Linked DNA regions of Homo sapiens: region 1 is linked to region 2. A link is an interaction called in ENCODE POLR2A ChIA-PET data of the cell type or tissue named here. Cell type or tissue: GM12878. All regions are shown on one strand. Links, peaks and the distances in the headings refer to the core of each region. The heading gives the core; the rest is flanking DNA.

Evidence for each region. ChIA-PET counts read pairs that join two places held together with the same protein. Peaks named below come from ENCODE experiments on the same cell type or tissue, not always from the same donor. Only the 100,000 strongest peaks of a DNase experiment are listed, where the experiment ranks them.
Region 1: POLR2A ChIA-PET joins it to region 2 with 5 read pairs; 11 of 35 experiments call an interaction of 5 or more read pairs at or near these places.

Annotation. Positions count from the first base shown.
Region 1 is chr9:124,694,598-124,699,977 of GRCh38, reverse strand. All of the region lies in intron 2 of NR6A1 (nuclear receptor subfamily 6 group A member 1), which reads left to right. MIR181A2HG (MIR181A2 host gene) reads right to left here. Exons shown (of 2, transcript NR_038975.1): 2 at 1,350-1,660. Among named protein-coding and RNA genes, the nearest start is that of MIR181B2, 3.6 kb to the right of the region's middle. RefSeq lists an enhancer at 4,411-4,956. In GM12878, for the core only: no CTCF peak of the experiment used is centred there; no DNase peak of the experiment used is centred there.
Region 2 is chr9:124,623,181-124,628,560 of GRCh38, reverse strand. All of the region lies in intron 2 of NR6A1 (nuclear receptor subfamily 6 group A member 1), which reads left to right. Among named protein-coding and RNA genes, the nearest start is that of MIR181A2HG, 33 kb to the left of the region's middle. In GM12878, for the core only: no CTCF peak of the experiment used is centred there; a DNase peak (open chromatin) is centred at 3,360.

The DNA.
Region 1 (5,380 bases), core at 188-5,187, 72 kb before region 2:
GACTGAGGCATGAGAGTTACTTGAACCCGGGAGGTAGAGGTTGCAGTGAGCTGAGATCATACCACTGCACTCCAGTCTGGGCGAAGACTGGAAGAAGAGCAAGACTGTCTCAAAACAAAAACCAGAACAAAATGTCCAGAGAAGTCAAATGTATAGAGACAGATCAGTGGTTGTCTGGGGGCTAAGTTGGGAGTGGAAACAGGAACAAAGGGAGTTTTATGGGTGATGCAAAGGTTCGAAATTAGATTTTGGTGATGCTTGCACAAGTCTATAAATGAATGAATAAAAGTCATTGAATTATACACTTACAACAGGCGAATTTAATTGCATGTGAATTATACCTAAACAAAGCTGTTTAAAGAAATATTTAAGATTGGCTGGAAGCAGGAAAAGGAAGGGACGTCTTGACAAAATGATTTAAGTTCATTGATCAGATGGGGCCCCACTGATTATTTGCTATGTCATTATTCTTCACCTTGGAAGCTTATAATCCCAAAGCCTTACCCTGTGTCCTACCCCACTACAGAGTATAATAGCAACTTCTTGTTTGGGAGGTGACTCAAGTGTTTGGAGTTGCTACTGATGGACCTAGAGTGAATGATATTTCCCATCCAGTCTGATGACACTTACATGCAGAAAAGGCCTTCTTTTAACCCTGGGTTATGGGTTAACTTTATCCAGACATCTTGCACACATATACTGCTGGTTGACAAGTAGGCAAGAGTTTGGGTAGTGAGAGGATCTTGTCTGAACTACTTGTCTGTACCTGTGGAGCAGCACCATCAGAGACTAGGATACTTTGGCCTATACCTTGTGCTGTTTGCAGAGCGCTTTTTCACATCTGAGATGGAGAGGGTATATTTAGTCGTCCTTTTACAGAGAAGTAAGACTTAAACAGGGTGACTGGCTTGACCACGAATACATAATCAGGGCAGAGCTGAACTTAGCTGAACTTAAATTCAGATTTTCTGACTCTTGTATTTCAAGCGATTTCTTCTATACCTACCGTTTTTTGCCCCAACTACTTACTGGGAAGAGGAGAGAAAAGGGCATACGATTTTGATTGGTTGTGTGTTTTTCAGTAGATTTAGTCTGAAGAACAGGAAGGGAAGTTGGGCTACAGTGTAAGTTCATGGGTTCTGTGGCAAGTATAGCCAGGATAATTTTATCCTGATATTTGGTAGCTATTAAAATTATATATAGGCTGAAACTGCAATGTGTGGGACAGATAGATAGCTGAAGGTATCCTGTGCTTGGTTCAAGGAGAAGATTACTTCCTAAGTTATAAATATAATTGTGCTAGAAATTACAAGAAAATTCGTTTGATAAAAAAAGTTAAAAATTCATTTGATTAAAAAAAACATTTATTATCTACTCCATGCCAGGCCCCTTGACAGGTTATGAGATCACAAAGTCCAGTTGGATCTTGTTGAGGTACAGCCTGAGAGGAGAACATGAATAGGCTGGAATTTCCTTCATTGTGTTCGTTCTCTGAGGATGACTTATCTGTCCTCCAAAGTGACCACCTCCCACGGATCGAGAGCCTGTTACTTTCTACTATCCCTGCAGCTGTGCTTTCCACAGGACAGTTCGCCTTTCCTTCCTTTCCTCTGTGGATTCTTCCATCTGATTTTCAGCCGAATGTAGGTAGATTCTGCATCTAAAAGAAATCTTTGTTTTTCCTTTTTCTTTTTTTTTAATACATGATTTAAAAGGCGAAAGATTTATATGATCTGAAGAGAAACCAGAGTAGAAAGACATGATTTAAAATTAACTTTTTCTTAATTGTTGAAATAGTTTATGCTTATTGGTAAATACTTGGAAGATCTATAAGAGTATAAATAATAAACATAAAAATTACCTATAATTCTACAACTTTGAGATCACAGTTGTTAACGTCTTTGCTTCTAGTCTGTTTGAACTTCCTGTCTGCTTTTTGTCTCCTATCAGCCAGTCATGCTTGGCAGCGCTTACAAAACACACACACAACACATGCACATACACTAAGATCTTAATATTTTGTGTGTCAGATCTTGTGTGAAATTCTTTACATGTATTCTTAATCTTCAAGCAGCCCTGTGAAGCAAATACTATTGTTGTATCTCCTATTTACAGATGACACAGATTTAAAGGTTAAGTAATTTGCTCAAGTTCATATAGTTGCTAAGTAACAGCTGAGATTTTTACCCTCATTTAGCCCAAGCTCTTCATCACTACCTTTCCAGAAATCTATTTCCACAATGACTAGAACGCCAAAATTGTTCTTTCCAAAACTATTAGTAATCTGTTTTTTTTTTTTTTAAATCCTACCTTCTTTTCTGGCCTTGTCTCATGACTTTTTCACCATCTTTTTATGTGCTTTAGTCACAATTTCTGTTTTGTAAAAACACTGCTTCTTTGGCCTACACAACATACCATCCATTCTCTATGCTTGGAATGCTTACTCTATTTCACCAAGGTAGTTACACATACCCTTGAAGTCTTTACTTATACATCACTTCCTCAAGGAAGTTCCCTGACCCTTCTTACCACCAAGACTGGATTGGTCCCTCCTATTATTTGCTCTCATAGTACCTTACTTTTATCTTCTGCAGAGCTCTTCACACTTGCAATTAGCTATTTGTTCGTTAGAATTAGTTCTGCCTTTTACGTTATATACTTTTGTTTCTTCCATGTCTCCTGGCTCCTGTTGCAGTCCAGGTATACACTAGGTGTCCAATAAGTATTTGTTACCTTTTTCTTTCTGCACTTAGATCATTCTTTCTCAGATCCATGCTTATGAATCATAAATGTGCATTCCTTGTTCTGATATCTGTTCCAAAAGTGGAATCCTCTTTCTTCCATTGTGAAATTGCCCATTTCTTTCTTAGTACACTCCAGGCTCCTAATCTAGTCAGGAAAGTTTGGCATCATTCTTGACTCTTTGCTTTCTTTTCTGTTTGAGCCAGTTCTTTGGAAGGTGGTTCTGATATATCGATATGGAAAGATGGCCACAATATTTTAAGTGAAGAAAGATTTCAGGCCGGGTGCGGTGGCTCACGCCTATAATCCCAACACTTTGGGAGGCTGAGGCGGGTGGATCACTTGAGGTCAGGAGTTTGAGACCAGCCTGGGCCACATGGCAAAATCCTGTCTCTACTAAAAATACAAAAAATTATCCAGGCATGGTGGTACGTGCCTGTGGTCCCAGCTACTTGGGAGGCTGAGGTGGGCGGATCACTTGAGGTCAGGAATTCGAGACAGCTTGGCCAACATGTCAAAACCACATCTCTACTAGAAATACAAAAATTAGCCAGGCGTGGTGGTGAGTGCCTGTTGTTCCAGCTACTTTGGAGGCTGAGGTGAGAGGATCAGTTGAACCCAGGAGGCAGAGGTTGCAGTGAGCCGAGATCACACCACTGCACTCCAGCCTGGGTGACAGAGCGAGACTCCATCTCAAAAAAAAAAAAAAAAAAAAGCTAGAGAACATTATGTATAATTTGTGATGTTATTTTCTCTAAGTATAAATACATGCATTTTAAGTATCTTGAAATATCTGTGAGGCTATACACCGAACAGGATGATGGAAGGGGGTCAGCCAGTAGGCTTTTATTTTGAAAAACAAAAGCCAAAGTATGCCTTTTTGAGATAACCTTTCCTTTCATTCCATTCCTGTTGACTCAGTTCTACCCCTGCTAACTTGTGCAAGAAAGTTCTCTTTTTTCTCTTTTCTTCCCCTCACTTCATCTGCTTAGTGACTCTTCCCAGTCTTGCTTTCATTGTCTCCTTGCTGAGTTTAGCATTTAAAACGGCTCTCTGTTGGACTAATTGACTTTGCGCCTTGCTCACAAGTCCTTCTGTAATATGTCCTTTTACCTTTTCAGTGCCATTCCTTATGACTCCCTAATACAGTCTCTGGACTATTCTCTTCCTGTCCCCTATACATGCCATGTAATTTTTCTGTTACAGGTATTTATTTTGAGGCCTATCTGCAGAAAACACCCTTTAACTTACATAATTGTCTCCCTTCTTGTAGTACTTAGTTTTATCCAAGAGAAAACTTGGATTTGGTTTAATGAAATATATAATTGTTTCATTGGCATATTTAAAGACTATGTAATAGTCTGTAAATAAATAGCATGCTTGTTCAAGTGTACATTTTTCAAAGTACGTGTCAGACATTCTTTTCTAATGTTTTCAGAAATTTTGGAAATAATTGGTTAAAAATAAATGCCTAGAATGCACAGCATCTTGAAAAACAAGACTGCGTGGAGTACCTTCTGTGTGTCTACCAGTCTCACAAAAAACTCTTCTATAAAGACCCCCTCGGGCCGGGCGCGGTGACTCATGCCTATAATCCCAGCAATTTGGGCGGCCGAGGCGGGCGGATCACTTGAGGTCAGGAGTCTGAGACCAGCCTGGCCAACATGGCTCTACTAAAAACACATTTCTTCTAAAAACACAAAAATTGACTGGGTGTGGTGGCGGGCCAGCTACTTGAGAGGCTGAGGCACGAGAATCACTTGAACCCAGGAAGCAGAGGTTGCAGTGAGCCGAGATCGCATCACTGTACTCCAGCCTGGGAAACAGAGCAAGACTGTCTCAAAAAAACAAACAAACGAAAGAAAAACACACACAAAAAAACCTTTTGGTAATTTCTTTGGGTAGGTTTTAGTTTTTTAGATAGCGTAAATCCAAATCCATTCATTTCCATAAAACATCAGACACAATTTGATGTATATTTGGCCACCAAACATGGTGCAAAATTTTATGTAGTCTGGAGATACTTAAAAGCAGCACAAATGTGACTCTACCTGTCTGCACTCAGCAGAATAGTGGCGATTTCAGGTGGTGACACAAAAGGTTGGGCAATAGTTGAAAAGTGGATGACATGAAATGTGGTGGTGGGATGGGGGCAGGAAGCCGATGTTAAGCTAGTGAACTTTATTTACTTTGCTTCCAGCTTCCAGTGACCCAAAATCACCTCGTCTAGAGTAGGGCTCAGGAATTTGCCATTTTAAAAGCAACTCTAGATGATTCTGGTGTACAAGAAGTTTGGGAAACACTGGCTTGAACCTGATATTTTCTCTGAACTCTCATAGTTTTCTTTAGATTTTTCTTTTGGCTTTGATTTCTCTTTCTGGTTCTTGTCTCATTACCCCATCACTTCTCCTTCCTAATTTGACAGGAAAGCCTTGTCAAATTAAGGCTTGCTTAATTGTCAAGGCTAATTTGACAAGACTCTTCTCTTACTGTCTTATTTGACTTTTGCTATGAGAATCTGCTTCTTCTTAGACTTAAGTGTATGATAAATTATTCATGACCAAGGGCCTTGTTTTTCTTTCTTTAACATGGGATTTAGTGGCTTATCTCATGTTACAGGATTTAGAGAGTTGATACT
Region 2 (5,380 bases), core at 284-5,283:
ACCATCCTGGTCAACATGGTGAAACACCATCTCTATTAAAATACAAAAAATTAGCCGGGTGTGGTAGTATGTGCCTGAAGTTCCAGCTACTTGGGAGGCTGAAGCAGGGGAATTGCTTGAACCTGCGAGGCCCAGATTGCAGTGAGCCAAGATTGTGCCACTGCACTGCAGCCTGGTGACGGAGCAAGACTCCATCTCAAAAAAAATTAATAATTATTAGAAAATCAAAGGCAGGCCAGGTGCGGTGGCTCACGCCTGTAATCCCGGCACTTTTGGAGGCCGAGGCGGGCGGATCACCTGAGGTCAGGAGTTCAAGACCATTCTGGCCAACGTGGTTAAACCCCGTCTCTACTAATAATACAAAAATTACCTGGGTGTGGTGGCGTGCGCCTGTAGTCCCAGCTACTCGGGAGGCTGAGGCAGGAGAATCACTTAAATCCAGGAGGCGGAGGTTGCAGTGAGCTGAGATTGCACCGCTGCATTCCAGCCTGGCGGCAGAGCGAGACTCCGTCTCAAAAACAACAACAACAATAACAACAACAAAAGCAAAGGCCAAACAAAGTCCCCTTCACTCTCTACACACACCGTATTTTCTTCCATCTACATTTATAGTTCCTTGGGACCACTGTACTTTCTGTTGCTTTGTTTTGAAAAAAAAAAAAAAAAAAAAAAAAAAAAGAAAATCTCAGACCAGGCATGGTGGCTTATGCCTGTAATCCTAGCACTTTGGGAGGCCAAGGCAGGCAGATGGCTTGAGTCCAGGAGTTCGAGACCAGCTTGGGTAAGATGACAAGGCCCCGTTTGTACAAAAAAATTTGAAAATTAGCAGGTTGTGGTGGCACATGCCTGTAGTCTGAGCTACTTAGGAGGCTGAGGCAGGAGGATTGCCAGAGTCCAGGAATTCAAGACTGCAGTGAGCTGTGATTGCATCACTGTGCTCCATCCTGGGTGACAAAGGGACAGCAACTCTAAAAAATTTTTAAAAAAGAAATTCTCACTCTCATTTGCTAAGATGTTCTTTACATCCAAACTTTTGCTAGAATCAAGTTGCTTACTTTGTCATCCTGCTGAAAACCCCTCAGCCTGTGGATTTCCATAATCTCCTGTGGTCCAGTGCTTTTTGTTTTCTTAGAGTTTTTTGCCATCCTTCATTTAGGAGTGAGTGGAGGAAGGGAAAAAATGGTATGGAAATAAAGGTACATCTTAGTTAATCACTGCCACTTTTCTGTTTGTTTGTTTTTTAAGGCGGGGCTAGATTATTTAATATGGCTATCCTGTAGTTAGAGGCAAGGCACTGGAATCATCTGGGTTCTGATCTCAGTTACACTACATTCTAGGTACATGACCTAGGCCAAAACATCTGTCAGAGCTCAGTTTTGTCATTTTAAGAAATAGGAAACATTGTCTTACAGATGTTAAGTGTTGAATGAAACAATATATGTGAAACATCTAGTGCAGTGCATAGTACTCTGGAAGTGCTCAAGAAATGTTGTATTCTTCCAAAAGCATTTTCTAAATAGAACAACATTCATTTGTGTACTTATCCAATAAATATGTATCAGTCAATTCCTGTAATGGTAGCTTCTCAGTAGTCTTTTGTCCTGAAGCTCCATTATTTTTATTATTTTGAGATGGAGTCTCACTCTGCCACCAGGCTGGAGTGCAGTGGTGCCCTCTTGGCTCACTGCAAACTCCACCTCCCGGGTTCAAGCGATTCTCCTGCCTCAGCCTCCTGAGTAGCTGGGATTACAGGCGTGTGCCCCTACGCCCGGCTAATTTTTGTATTTTTAGTAGAGACGGGGTTTCACCATCTTGGCCAGGCTGGTCTCAAATTCCTGACCCCGTGATCCACCCACCTCGGCCTCCCAAAGTGCTGGGATTACAGGCGTGAGCCACCACGCCCCGCCTGAAGCTCCAGTATTATTAGGGATAGCCTTTTAAGTTCCAGGCAGCAGGCCAAAAAGTGACTTTTGGAAATATATATAATTTGTAAGTCAGTATCTGTCATGCTGGAGGCTCTGGAAGATACACTTCTGGATTTAATTTATCTCTGATATTTCTGCCCCTAATTTTTAGTGCATAGTATGATCATTTGAATTCTAAACAAAACTAGATCCTAGATGTATGAGTCATTATTCTCCAGAGAAACAGAACCAATATGCTTTGAGGCTGGCTGGCTGGATGGATGGAGATTCATTTTAAGGAATTGGCTCACGTGATTATGAAGACTGGCAAATCCAAAATCTGTAGGATATGGCTGGGTGTGGTGGCTCAAGCCTGTAATCCCAGCACTTTGGGAGGCCAAGGCGGGCAGATCACTTGAGGTCAGGAGTTCAAGACCAGCCTGGCCAGCATGGTGAAACCCTGTCTCTACGGAAAATACAAAAATTAGCTGGGCATGGTGGCGTGCGCCTGTAGTCCCAGCTGCTCGGAAGGCTGACGCAGGAGAATTGCTTGAGCCCGCAGGCAGAGGTTGCAGTAAGCTGAGATCGTACCACTGCACTCCAGCCTGTGTGACAGTGAAATTGTGTCTCAAAAAATAAATAAATGAATAAAGACACAGAATCTGCAGGATGGCTCAGTCAGTTGGAGACCCAAGAAAGCCATGCTGCATTTGCAGTCTGAAGGTCTGCAGGCCAGACACCTACGGTAGCCAATGTTCCAGTTCAAGTCCAAAGGCAGGCTGCTGGAGAGTTCTCTCTTGTAGGAGGGAGGCTGGTCTTTTTGTTCTGTTCAGGCCTTCACCTAATTTGATGAGGCACACTCACATTATGGAGGGCAATCTGCTTTACTCAGAGTTTGCAGACGTAAATGTTAATCTCATCCAAAAATAGCCCCCCCCAGACACACCCAGAATATTGTTTGACCAAACAGTCTGGGCACCCTGTGGCCCAGCCAAGCAAGTTGGCATAAAAATAACTATCACACTCTAGAATTAATGAAGAACACACTAGAATTAATGAAGAACAGAAAACCTAGAGAGCCTTGCAATATTGGTCATCATTTTATGCCTCTTAATAAAATGAGCCTGGGCAGCATAAGGAGACCCCACCTCTACAAAAAAGAATTAGCCAGACATGGTGGCGCATACCTTTGGTCCCAGCTACTTGAGAGGATGAGCAGGAGGCTCGCTTGAGCCTGTGAGGTTGAGGCTGCCGTGAGCTGTGATCATGCCACTGCACTTCAGCCTGGGTGGCAAAGCGAGACACTATCTCAATAATAATAACACTATTGCTCTTTCTAAAGTATTTTCACATGCATTATCTCAACCGATCTTCACAGCAGCTCTTGTGAGGTTACCAGAGTAAAGAGATGACTCCATTTGTCAAAAGAGGAAACTAAAACTAGACAGATTCGGAGACTTGCTCCAAGGTCTCACAGCTAGTGAGTGGTAGAGCTACAACTTGCCCAGGTCCTATAACTTCAAACCCTGGCATTTTGTCCTTGGCTATACTCTCTGTGACATCTGGGGAATTCTGGAAATAGTTATGAGTGCCTTGTGGCTTTTCTTATAACTACTATCATACTGCTCTTTGGAACCATTTTGTGCTAGAAAGTTATCCAAATATATATTGGCAGAACCTAAAGATTTTGTTTTCAGATGACTCTAATGATGCCCTGAGGTTGGTAGAAAAAAAAAAAAAAAAACAAGCTAGCAACAGAAAAAGTAATGTCAAAAAGTAATTAGAGCAGGACAAATGGATTGTGCTGCCATGTTCAAGGCTGTTATTTTTGTTGGCAGTGAGGAGGAAGGGCACTAATGCAATGTGACAGATCTGGAGCAAAACCCAGAGCACTGCGCAAGCTGCAGAGCCTCCACCAATGGCAAGCTCAAATCACAAAGTCTGACTGAATAATATTTGATATCTCAAAGAGCTGTTTCATGTTTTTTAGAAACACTAATTGTTTTAGGGGACCTATTTTCTTGATTTCAGCTTTTGGGAAATAGCCTCATGGTCCTATGAAAGTAGTCAGTGTGTCCTAGGATAACTCCCGTCCCAGCGTTCTGTCTCTGCACATTCTCAGGCTAAGCAGGGACATGATGCCAACAGAGATTTTAAGAAAAGATACCTAATATGAAACTAATTGGAGTGGCTGGATATTACCCATTCAGAGGGAGAATGAAATAGAAAAGGTGTCTTTTCAGTATTCAGCTTAGTATTCGAAAATTGACCTGAAGAAGTTCAGATGGTAACATTCTCATCTGTCTGAGGACAGGATGCTTTGGTTTGCTAGCCTAGCTTACCCACGGCTGTGATCCCACTGCTGCCACCATGTACCGGGAAACTGCCACAGCCCTCAAGAACGATAGAACTTATCATCATTTGCCTGGAAGGAAATCTTTGCAAAGAGAAGAGTACATTAACTCTTGCCCCTGTGAGTCACCATACCTTTGAAGTCTTGGTAATTACTAATTGTTGCCACCAGTATGGCATGGTAGTTAAGAGCTTGTAGTACTCCGACATTCCTGGGTTCATATTCTAGCTCTGCCCTTTACTAGCTGTTTGACTTTGGGCAACTTAACCTCTGAGCCTTAGTTTATCTCTGAAATGGGAATAATAAACTTACATTCAGACTTAAAAGACTCTGGTGAGGTGATACATGTAAAACAGTTAACACTGGTGCCAGGCACAAAGTAAGGGCTTAATAAAGGTAGAAGAAAAAGTGTGGAGAAAGGGGAGGAGGCTTATGTTGTCTGTCAAACAGATGTTAGTGGGTGGTTAGACATCCATTCTTCTTTAACTTTCTGGTCTAAGCAGAGATAAGTAGTTTTTCCTTCAAGACCCCATATAGTACAGCTGAGGTAGGGCTAGAACAGCTAAAACAGGCTTCCCTCACTAAATATTCAGGGGGTAGGGAGGAGAAATTAAGACAGGATATTATGATTCTAAGTAATTGGACTCAGGCTGGGTGTGGTGGCCCATGCCTGTAATCCCAGCACTTTGGGAGGCCTAGGTAGGAGCATCACACGAGCCCAGAAGACCAGCCTGGGAAACAGAGTGAGACCCCATCTCTTAAAAAAAAAAAAAAAAATTAGCCAGGCATGGTAGCTCATGCCTGTAGTCCTAGCTAGTTGGGAATCTGAGGTGGGAGGATCTTGAGCCCGCGAGGTCAAGGCTGCAGTGAACTGTGATCATGTCACTACACTTCAGCCTGGGTGACAGAACAAGACCTTGTCTCAAATAAATAAATAAATAATAATAATAATAATTGGACTCATGAGACATACACTATCCTCTCAGTCCTCTGAAAGGAATCTCCTTTCCTTCCTAGCTCTTTGCTTGCCTGAATGGCCTCCTTTCCCCCAAACTCTTTGAAAACTCAGAACTGTCCAAAGATCAAGTCTTGACACCTTGCCATCATATCCCTACCTTCCTTC